2 separate regions of the Homo sapiens genome follow, and region 2 is linked to region 1. Evidence: read pairs that join two places in POLR2A ChIA-PET (ENCODE). Cell type or tissue: Panc1. All regions are shown on one strand. Each heading gives the region's core, and the rest is flanking DNA. Links, peaks and the distances in the headings are about the cores only.

Region 1 (6,100 bases), core at 1,585-4,084:
TTTAAGAATAAGCAATTTAATATGAACTAGAGTTGAGTAATTAACATAATGCTGTACGTCTTTAGGGTTCTACAAATTAGGAATAAGGTGAGAGAACTATCCATCCCATTCCAGACTTGTCAGAGGCTACCTGGTTCCCTGCCCAGGTAGCAGCCCTCTTCTCCCTTTAACTGAATTGATTTCCTTTATCTAAGATTCTCAGTGCTCAGGGACCTAACCATCAGAAGGGTCAGCTTTCGTGATAATCTGGCTCTGATCTTACATCCTAGCTCTAGTAACTGAGTTTCTCCTGCCTGGTTCGGAGACAAAGTCCTTACTGTACTTATTTTTAATAAAGAGACATATTTGTCTTTATTACATCTAGGCCTCTTGGACTCTGGCTCTGCCTTACTCTTAGTCTTAATTTATAGGCTGCTGTTATATTCCACCTGGATCTCCAGAGAAGAGATGGGCCCAAATCCCATTCTTGCCTTCTATTACTTATCAGGCTTAGTCCCCAAGGTGTATGTGCACTAGGAACATGCCAAGAAAATTCTCATTCTTCATTACTACCTAAAATTTAATGCAGAATCCCTTCTCTTCATGTGAATTGTTTTACTACTCCTCGATGGTTTGATGAAGTTACCTTGAACTGTGAGCAGGTACATTAAAAGATAAAAACTTTTGATTCTCTCCCTTTAATTCTTATCACCAAAATCTCTACTTTCTGCCTCAGAGGCCCAATTGAGTGATCCTAAATATATCATTTTTATTCTTGGTTCATAACAGAGTCAGGGAAAGTTGTCCTTGAGCTTTCCTAAGGGGGAAAATGCAGGGCCACTGATACAAGTTAATTTTCCCCAATCCACCCTATTGCTAAAGATGACTCTTCCTGCACTCCTTGAAATTTTACCAATTAGAGAGAGAGTGGATGGGTAACTATCTTCCTTTGTACTTTGATCTAGGTTGGTTTGAGAAATCATGTTTAATGATTTAGTACCTGGATTTAATGGTTTAATACCTAGGTTAAGCATATTATGGCTTTGGATGAAAGATAATTGAGACAGTATTTTGGAATTTAAAACATTATAAAGGAAAGCAGGCTGCATCAGCCTTCCAAATAATGGTTTCAAGACTAGCAGTGTAAAGCAAGCAAGATGTTCATGGTCATATGTTATGCTGTGTGCCCTGCTCTCTCTTTAGGATAGCACTGATCCCCACAAAATCCTTATCAACATTTAATGAAAAGACAGTCTCCTAGAAGAATGAAACTGAAGAACATAGCTGCCTTACTAATTAAACTTTGGCAGATTCGCACTTGGCCTCTGAATCATAATTTATTCTATATGAACTATTTACTGAATTGTTGTACCATTGCCCATATGAATTATTTTGTTATAGGAATTTTGTTTTTGTTATTGTAGCTATTTAAACAACATTAATTTAGATGAAACATGATTTTCTAAATATACTCCTATAAATCATTTTATAGCTAAACAATAAAAACTACCCCCATTTGCAGTGAGCCAAGCTTGTGCCACTGCACTCCAGCCTGGGCAACAGAGCAAGAATCCGTCTTGGAAAAAAAAAAAAAACTAGGTTGGCAAAGATTCCAGAACATTAAATAATTAAAAACAGGTCTGGATTTCTTTCTATATGTAAAGACAAAATAGTAAATTGTAACCAGAGTCCTTCCTATTATTATAGTACATCTATTCTCACTAGGCAATTTTAAAATACCAAGCTGTCTTCAGCAATAGTAATTCGGCGGGTTTGTGCTTAATATATTCATGAAGGGGTTTGATGGATTTGATAACCATAAGCAGCTGTTAACATTAAATTGCCATTTAATTTTTTTCAGTGACTTTCAAAGTTGTCAATATTAAACAGTAGTGTCTTACAAATGACTAAGACCAATATGAGTATGATTAAATAAGATTTATACTGGTCACGGTGGCTCATGCCTGTAATCCCAGCACTTTGGGAGGCTGAGGCGGGCAGATCACTTGAGGTCAGGAGTTCGAGACCAGTCTAGCCAACATGGCAAAACCCCGTCTCTGCTAAAAATACAAACATTTGCTGGGCATGGTGGCACATGCCTGTAATCGCAGCTACTTGGGAGACTGAGGCATGAGAATTGCTTGAACCTGGGAGGTGGAGGTTGCAATGAACCAAGATTGCGCCACTGCACACCAGCCTGGGCAACAGAGCAAGACTCTGTCTCAAAAAAAAAAAAAAAAAAGATTTAAACGGCACTCAAAATTCTCCCTTTTTCTATAGTGTCCAACTACTAGGCAAAAGAAAAACACACACATGCATATGCACATTTTTATAGGACTTTAAGTACTGTCTTGTATATCTGCTCACAATTTGCATGGCATATTACAATACTTAGAAATTATTCCACCCCTACCCCCATTTCAACCCCATTTAATTTTTATACTTTTTCCCTATATTCATCCATCAAATCCATGTTTAATTTAATTTCATAATACTAAACAATTTTTTACCCTCATCCCTAATAGCATAATTTTAAGATACTTTTATTGAAATAATTCAGATATCAACTCTTCCCCTTTCAGTTCTTCTTTGTTTAATGACTACTTTAGTGTGGTTTTATGTACTGAAATTTGGTAAACAAAGAAAGTCAGCATTGTTGACATCTCCCAGTCTTTACAATTTGTGGGCTGCCACAGACATGTCTATGGGACAAGAGATGACATCAAGAATTATGTAATTTATCATTGATGTGCTTTGCTGTCCTTCAGTCCATTTGTTCAACATTCTAAAGACACATTGCAGTGTAATGAGAAACTAGCTTCCTCCTTGTTTTAGTTCTTTGCTTTGACCCTAAAACCATGTTATCACTTCAAATATGATGCCTCCCCCAGGAACCCATATATATGAGAAAAAAATCACAGACAATTCCAATTCCTCTCCAGCCAGCTTGCTTTATATTTCTATAAGCATTTGCTTTTACTTTTTAAATAGCTACCTTATTTTTTTCAGAGGTAAAAAATTATTTTTATATTTTATGCAATGCTATGAAAACATACAATTTTTAAAATTTAGAAAAATTACCTAACTTGCTAGAGCACAGAGGACTTCCTGAAGTATCCCCAAATTATCTGCTTTCTTTTTATTGTAATTGACTGCTACACATTAGAAGGGGATTTTCTTTCTTTTCCATTTCTCTCGCTTTCTTTCTTTATTTCTTTCTTTCTCTTTCTTTCTTTCTTTTCTTTCTCTCTCTCTCTCTCTTTTGGATCTTGCTCTGTTGCTCAGGCTGGAATACAGTCATAAAATCACGGTTCACTGCAGCCTTTGCCTCCAGGCTCAAGGGAGCCTCCGACCTCAGCCTCCTGAGTAACTGGGACTACAGGCATGCATCACCATGCCCGGCTTTTTTTTTTTTTTTTTTTTTTTTTAAATAGAGACAGGTTTTCCCCATGTTGCCCAGGCTGGTCTCGAACTCCTAAGCTCAAGCAATCCGCCTACCTTAGCCTCCCAAAGTGTTGGGATTACTGGTGTTAACCACCAGTAATCACTTGAGTCCAGGAGTTCAAGACCAGCCTGGGCAACACAATGAGACCAACACAATGAGACCTCTACAAAAAATTTAAAAATTAGTCGAGCATGGTGGCACATGCTTGTTGTCCCTGCTACTCAGGAGGCTCAGGTGGGAGGACTGCTTGAGTCCAGGTGGTTGAGCCTGCAGTGAGCTGTGATTGCGCCACTGCACTGCAGCCTGGGAGACACAGCGAGACTGTTGCCAAAAAAAAAAAAAAGAGAGAGAAGATGGACCTGAATTAATAGAAAGCATTTCCCATTTTCATTTTCATATATCATTTCTTAACTTAAAAAATTAAAAGCTAATATTAAAAAACAATAAATTTGACATATGAAGTACTGATAAGTCTTCAAATTTCATGCATTCAAATATATTCACATTCTTGATTTGTAATAATTAGAATCAGTAGCAGTGTTACCCAAAGTGTAGTCTACTGACAGGTGCCAATCCACAAACTATTTGTTACCAGTACATGAAAAGATGAGTATAGAAAGCCAGAATATTCAGAAATGTTTTATAACAACTTGACACAGTTTCAGCATTTCTTATTGTATTTTATAAATGTATCAGTCAGCATAGATTAGAAACTTAACAAAAAATAAATGGTCCTTCATCAAAGATAGCTTGAGAAGCACTGGTATAAATTACTAAAATCAACAGATACTAACAAAACTTAGTTAAGCTAATAGTTTTAAACTCTTTTCCTACTAAATTATGTTTTTAAAGTCAGAAACACAATGACTCTTATGACTATAAAATCAAATTGAATATAATAGAAAGAATTAATTGTCACTTTTTTTTACGCTATGATTAGTAATATAATTCCTAGATACGAAAACAAAGTCTGCATCTTCTTCTCATATGTATCCCTAACACCAAGCACATTCATAAATTGTCAGTAAAAATGTATTCAATTAATGTCACAGTAATGTAGATTGGTCATGATGACTAAGTAAATCAAATCTTTGCCATTCAGTTCAATCATAGAATGACTTCAAGTTCCATCTCTTCCTTGTGCCCTTTCCTCCCTTTTTTTGGCAATGTCTATGAGTGCTACATGAACAGAGAATGAAAATTAAGCTGCCAACTTTCTGCCTAGATCTTTGCATATACCTGGCATATGGTAGTTGTTAAGTAAGTGTTAAATGTATGATGAAGAAATGTTATCTAGCAGTACAAAAACTATAAGTGAAAGACAGATTATGAAAAAGGAAAATCTAAGATCTCTACTGCATCAGTGATTGCCACAAAAATTAAGCATAACAAACTATCTTAAAATTCACTGATTTAAAAGAACAATAATTAATTTGTAGAGATCCATGGATTGGCCAAGGGTTAACTGATTCAGGCCAGGCTCAGCTAAGGCAACTCAGCTCTATTCCACATGACTCTTGTCTTGGGTATGTTCTTCTCATGGCAATAACAGAAGTACAAGAGAGCAGGCTCAATCATACGAGTACTTTCTAAGCCTTTAATTATATCACAACTACCAACATCTCACAGGCCAAAGCAAGACATAGGGTCAATTCCAGAGCCAAGGGATGGGGATACAACTTAACCATTTTGGGAAGGCACTGCAAAACTGCTGGAAAGGCTATGAGTCTATAATCCTATTTCTTGGTAGGAAGTGAAGAGTTGGAACAATAATCCAGTCTGTCACACTGCAGTAGGCAGGAAAATATGACAAAGATGTCCATATCCAAATTCCCAGAACCTGTGAATATGTGTTCTTACATAGCAAAAGGGACTTTGTAGAGATGATTAAATTAAGGCTTTTGAGAGAGGGAAACTATCCTGTATTATCCAGCTGGGCCCAATGTAATCTCAAGGGTCTTTATAAGATAGAGGAAGGAGGGTCAGAGTCAAAGAAAGAGATGTGATGACAGAGACATAGAGAGTGTTTATGATGCTATGCTGCTGGCTCTGAAGATGGAGGAAGAGGCCACAAGCCAAGGAAGCCAGGTGGGCTTAAGAGCTAGAAAAGGCAAGAAAACAAATTATCCCCTGGAGCCTCCAGAAGGAATGCAGTCCTAATAACAACTTGATTTTAGCCCAGTGAAAAACATTTCGAACTTCTGATTTCCAGAATGATAAGATAATACGTTTGTGCTGTTTCAGTCCACTAGGTTTGTGGTAATTTGTTACAGCAGCAGTAGGAAACTAATGTACATATCTACAAAATCTATAAACTGTATAAGATTTCTAAATAATCAATAGACCCATCATATGTAATTACACTACCAAATAAACACCATTTTAGTTGATAGGACTATTTGTAGAAAATATATTAAGGTTTATGACTTTAGTTTGCTTATTAATGTATGTAACCATTAAGCAGTTTCTTTATTCATCAAACATATATTCCATCAACAAAATTACTGAGACCATCAACCCTAAACTCCGGGCTTGACTAATGAATATAGCTTGACAACCTCATATTTACAAAGGTAGTAACTATGATACTCCAGCCTTGATGAACTTCCCTGAGTTTCTTCATATCTTCAAATTCATGCTGATCTGCCTTCCAATCTGCTTTTCAGAGATTACCAT
Region 2 (6,100 bases), core at 1,271-3,770, 110 kb after region 1:
CCTTATTTTTAGAAAGTCTTTGCTGAAGTATTTAAGGGTGAACTGTCGGTCATATCTGCAACTTTATCTGAAATGGTTCACAGATACATAGATAGACAAAGGCAAAATAGTAACAACTGGTGAATCTAGGTAGTGTACATAACTTCCTGTATGCTTGAAATTTTTCAAAATAAATACTTTTTAAAAAGCTGTTTTTCTGGGGGTGGGGAAGGAAACTTTACTTAGACATGCTAAATGGTGACCTAGGAGAATAATGTATGAGGACTGATGTCCCCTTTTGACCTAGAAGTGTACTTTTTAAACCAGGTTACTTACTGCCCAAGGGTTCCATAGCTGGGGAAGATACAATGAGAAATTAAGTACATAACAAAGGTATCAGTGATGGTTATCATCACCTCAGCAAACCGCCGTACCCTCAGTACACAGTGCCCTCAGCCACCATCTCCAGATCAATATGGCTATCAATGACAGATGGCCAAAGCATCCCTATTCACTCAGGTCATTCTTAGTTCACACGGTCCGACAGGATTTAGGAGTCTTGTGTCATTAGACTGTCTTTAGAAAACAACCTAGCCATTAACGGCGGAAGCAGAGTAAAGTTGTATGTCAGACAGCTCACTGTTGACAGTTTAAATACACTCAGAAAGCTTAAAACATGTTGATTTTCTGTGTACTACGATTACATTTTTACTGGCAGAGAACGTATCATTAAAACGTAAATGCATGTTGAAAGCAAAGCTATAAAAAGACTTTTCTGTCACAAACCATTTCTAGACCCACCATAGCTAGGAAGAAAAAGTAATATTGTTCAGCACTGATTTGATCAAAATTGTAATTGCTGTGGAAAGGAGAAGGGACTTTGGCTCAAATATAATTTTTAATATAGTTTATACTTCACAGAATCTGATTTGGGATCCATTTAGTTAAGAGACAGTCACAGTAAAACAGGTACCTACCTTTACAGTAATATTTCATGAGGATATTAACAATTTCCTAATTATTGCAATATTAACCCTTTATTACATGGTCCAATATTTTCACTCTTAATCATTCAGTTTGTCCCTTGAGTTATCTAAGGTAAGGTATCACCACTTTTGCCCAAAACGTATAAATGCTCAAGCAACACAAAGCAATACTGATGAGGCCCTATATTTACTACGAATAAATATTCTTCTGTATTTCAGTTATTAAATAAATCCTACTCACTAGGAATTAGGATCTAAGCAAACATAGTTTTATGAATAGCCAATAAATTAGTTACGGATGCATAGGGAAATCCATTTAATTTCAAGCAAGACCTTGAAATACATTTAGCCATTTATGTCTATGACATACAAATAACAGACTTATTACTATCACAGGGTAAATTCCTTCTTGCTCAAGTACTACTGACTTCATTATCTGAGGATTGGACATGGCCCAAAGTTTATTAACTCACAATATTTTCCTTCACAGCAGTATTTCCATGAACAGTTGCTTTAAATTGAAAAAACAGATCCATAGTTGTTAGGGGAGGCAGAAGAGGATGGTTTAGCATTGGTGAGCGATGTGGTCACTGAGTACAAGGCCCTGTTCTAGTCAAAGAAAAGTCACAAATACTCCATTTAGAAAGAGGCCTTAAATATTTTCTAGGAAGAATGAAAAATAATTTCTTTAGGGAGGAACATCCCTCAGTCAAATTTCAAAAATAAATGGTAGCATTTATATAATAGTTGCCATAATGCTTCCTCACTAACAAGAGAGAGAACTCAAAAATAAAAGAATCTTGGCCTCTAGAAAAAGCAGTGGGAAACCTCTGGCCCTTAGTTTAATTTCTTCCAGCTACACCACGAAAAGTTTTCTAAAACTAAGTGTGCTTTGTGCCTCCCTTCTCTACCATTAAGAGCAACAAATACAGCTGTGCAAACAGCAGGAATGTGTGTTCCTGTGGTAAGACGCATGTCCTGGCTCTTCCTAGAGGAATTCTTTTTCAGACATGTCCACAATCTTCTGAGTCAGTAGGCTCAAAGAAGGATGAGGGGATTGTGGGCAAGGGTAAACTCCAGCCTGAATCCATAAGAGAAGATATAAGGCAAATTGTTTGGGATTCTTGGGCAACAGAAAGAAAACTTTCTGACAGCTGGCAAGAAAGAAGCTGAGAAAGCAAGAAATATTGCTATTCCTCCTGTCCATTTTTATCTTTTTCTCCTCTGCCACCTTCTTTTTTTGATTATAAGAACATAGGCCTTGGAGCCACTGTCAGGGTTTGAATCTCAGTCCATTATGTATTCATTGTTTGATTTGGATAATTTATCTAATATATTATTTGGTCTCTTTTTATATTTTGTGTATCCATTGTATGTTTTTTGGTTTGAGGTTAAAATGAGGTTTACAAATACCATCTTATAACCCATTTATTATAGCTTGATAAAAATTTAACAGTGTTTGCATAAACAAGCAGACAAGCAAAAAGAAAACTAATAGGCTGGGTGTAGTGGCTCAAGCCCATAATCCCAGCACTTTGGGAGGCCGAGGCAGGTGGATCATTTGAGGTCAGGAGTTTGAGACCAGCCTGGCCAACATGGCAAAACCCCCGCTCTACTAAAAATACAAAAATTAGCCAGGCCTGGTGGTGTGCAGCTGTAATCCCAGCTACTCAGGAGGCTGAGGCAGGAGAATCTCTTGAACCCAGGAGGTAGAGTTTGCAGTGAGCCGAGATCACACCACTGCACTCCAGCCTGGGTGACAGAGCGAGACTCCATCTCAAAAAAAAAGAAAAGAAAAGAAAAGAAAACTAATAAAAACTATATAGCTTAACTTCATCTCCCCACTTTTTAACTTTTTTTGTTTCTATTTATTTATTTTTTGAGACAGGATCTTGCTCTGTTGCCCAGGCTGGAGTGCAGTGGCAAAATGGGTGGAATGGTATCTCATGGAGTTTAAGGATTGAATAAAATAATATTAAATACATAGCAGGTGTCTGGTTCATGGTAGGTGCCTGAAAAATATGTTAGCACTTTTCTTCTTCTTTTATTTTGAGTCTTGATTTCTTCTTTGCAACTTTTTTCACATCTGATAGAACTTTGGATCCTGAAGCCAGGCATGGTGGCTCATGCCTGTAATCCCATCCCTTTAGGAGTCCAACACTGCAGGACTGCTTGAGGCCAGGAGTTCAAGACCAGCCTGGGCAACACAACAAGACCCCATCTCTACAAAAAGTTTTTTAAAATTAGCAGGGTGTGGTGGCGTGTGCCTGTAGTCCTAGGTACTTGGGAGGCTGAGGCAGGAGGATTGCTTGAGCTCAGGAGGTCGAGGCTGCAGTGAGCTATGATCATGCCACTGCACTCCAGCCTGGGTGACACCACAAACCAACAAACAAAGAAGTTTGGATCATTTTCTTTGTTACTTATTTTCTATGGATCAGTGACATTGGATAGAAAAATTTCTCAATACTCGGTGTGTGGGATGTTCAACCACAAAGGCTGATGGCTTCATGTTTGTGTGAAACCCAAAAGACTGAGTTTCCTTTTGATCTGATGAAGAACTATTTTCGTAACAAGAAGTTTCAGGGAACCTGGGAATTAGAAAAGAACGCCTGGCTCTTCTCCTTTTGTTTTTTGTTTGTTTGTTTTTGAGGCGGAGTTTCGCTCTTGTTGCCCAGGCTGGAGTACAGTGGCACGATCTCGGCTCACTGCAACCTCTACCTCCTGGGTTCAAGCGATTCTCCTGCTTCAGCGTCCTGAGTAGCTGGGATTATAGGCATGCACCACCATGTCCAGCTAATTTTCTTTTATTTTTAGTAGAAACGGGGTTTCATCATGTTGGCCAGGCTGGTCTCGAACTCCTGATCCCAGGTGATCCACCCGCCTCGGCCTCCCAAAGTGCAGGGATTACAGGCGTGAGCCACCGAGATCTCGGCTCACTGCAAGCTCCGCCTCCCGGGTTCACGCCATTCTCCTGCCTCAGCCTCCCGAGTAGCTGGGACTACAGGCGCCTGCCACAATGCCCGGCTAATTTTATTTATATATTTGTATTTTTAGTAGAGACGACGGAGTTTCACCGTACAGGCCAGAATGGTCTCCATCTCCTGACCTCGTGATCCGCCCGCCTCGGCCTCCCAAAGTGCTGGGATTATAGGCGTGAGCCACCGCCCCCCGGCCCTGTCCTTAATCAACGATTGTTACACTTGCGTTGCCTCTGAAACAATGATACAGAATTTAGGTAGAGACTCCAAGTGGCTGAACAGACTTCAGTGCAGCCTGAGCCCTGGTATAGGTCGTGTATCCTCTCCTCACAGTGAGATTTGGGCTCTGGAGGACTGTCTTATTAAAAGCAAGTTTCAACAGCAGAGAAGTGAGTCTGAACTAGATCTGTAGAGAAAAATTCTGTGTTGAAAGCGAAATGAATCTTAGCTCAAGTTTCAGCATGTTACTTTTGAACTAGCAATGCAAGTACTGTGTTTTTTAAGGATATGGAAGGAACCCAAAAGTCACTGCAGAAAGGAATCGTGATTAAAAAAAAAAAAAAAGAATCAAAGGGTAGGAGAAAGAGAGTAAGAGAAAGAGAGAGAAGGAAACATTTACTCAAGTGGAAGTGTTCTCTTCCTAGCCTCCAAGAGAGCACCCCTTTTGGGTGGGCAGCCTGGGGAAAAGCACTTCAGGAGCAGTTTGCTACAGCAAGCAATGCTGCTGACTGTTCCCTCCTTGGAACTCCTTGGCCCTTTGGGTTTCTGGACACCTCTATTCTAGTCCTCCTTCTCCTGTGCCCTCCCTGATTATTTCCCAGGGCTGACTCCTTAGAGCTTTCTCTTCTCATTCCAGAAGCTCTAGATGAACAAGTTTGTTTATTTCTATGGCTTCTCCTACCCCTTAAATGATAGCAACTCCCAAATGTACCTTTTTAAACCATTCTCTCTTCTAAAACCCACAAGCCAAATTGGCCATCAGTAACTGATTGGTGATCACATCTAAAATCAAAGTTATCTCCATTCCTCCTAAACCTCTTCCCACCATACTTTACCAGTTCCCAGTCAAAGCAGTTCTGAAGTCATTCTTCATTATTTCCTCTAATACAACTACCAAATCTGATCTATCACCAACTGCTATTGAATGTACTTCTAGAATCTCTCTCTAATCTGTACCTATCTTCCAATCCTACTGCCACTGTTTTTTGGGATTTTTTGGTTTGTGTTTCTTTGTTTTGTTTTTTTTTTTTTTGAGACTGGGTCTCACTTTGTTACCAAGGCCGGAATGCAGTGGCGATCATAGCTCACTGTCACCTCAAATTCCTGGGCTCCAGGGATCCTCTCACCTCAGCCTTTAAAGTAGCTGGGACTACAGGCATGAGCCACCATGCCCAGCTAATTTTTTAAAAAATTTTTTGTAGAGATGGAGTCCCGCTATGTCTAGGCTGGTCTCAAACTCCTGGGCTCAAATGATCTTCCCATCTTGGACTCCAAAAGTGCTGGAATTACAGGCATGAGCCATCATGTCTGGCCTACTGCCACTGTCTTATACAAAGCTTTCATCATCTCCTCCCTGGATTCCTAACTTTCATTTCTGATCTTTTTTTCTGGCCAATCTTTGTACCAAAGTGAACTTTCTAAAGCATAAATCTAATATTTTCTTTTTTACTAACTTTAATAACCTTTAATGGGTTCCCTCTGATTCTCAAAATAAAAATCCAAATCCAAACAAGGTTTTTTATAACATTGATGAAGTGTTCCTTGACATCCTCATCTCTTACAATTTCCCCCTCTGCACTCACAAACCTTATTTCAAACCCTGCAGTTTGGCCACAACCGGTTATGTGCCACTCCCCAAGCACAGCATGTTTCTTCATGATTCCTTGCACGTTTTGTTTCCTCTATATGAAATGTTGTTCCCTGCCTGGTGAGCTCCTTCATACTCTAAGATTAAGCTCCAATGTCACTCCTCTGTAAAGCTTTCCCTCACTGCCCAATAGATTACTTATACCTACCTGTGGGATTATTAGTCCTTACCTCTATTGGGGAACCTTTAAAGATACACTGCAAGTACTGGTTTATGTATTTTTCTCCCTGAACAAATGAGACTGACATTGTGAGCTTGTAAAAGATAGGCATTGGCTCTTATTCCTTTTG

What was found. Peaks named below come from ENCODE experiments on the same cell type or tissue, not always from the same donor. Only the 100,000 strongest peaks of a DNase experiment are listed, where the experiment ranks them.
Region 2: POLR2A ChIA-PET joins it to region 1 with 16 read pairs; 2 of 35 experiments call an interaction of 5 or more read pairs at or near these places.

What each region holds. Positions count from the first base shown.
Region 1 is chr7:26,874,420-26,880,519 of GRCh38, forward strand. No RefSeq gene overlaps it. Among named protein-coding and RNA genes, the nearest start is that of SKAP2, 13 kb to the left of the region's middle. In Panc1, for the core only: no CTCF peak of the experiment used is centred there; no DNase peak of the experiment used is centred there.
Region 2 is chr7:26,988,547-26,994,646 of GRCh38, forward strand. No RefSeq gene overlaps it. Among named protein-coding and RNA genes, the nearest start is that of HOXA1, 100 kb to the right of the region's middle. In Panc1, for the core only: no CTCF peak of the experiment used is centred there; no DNase peak of the experiment used is centred there; H3K27ac peaks cover 255 bases.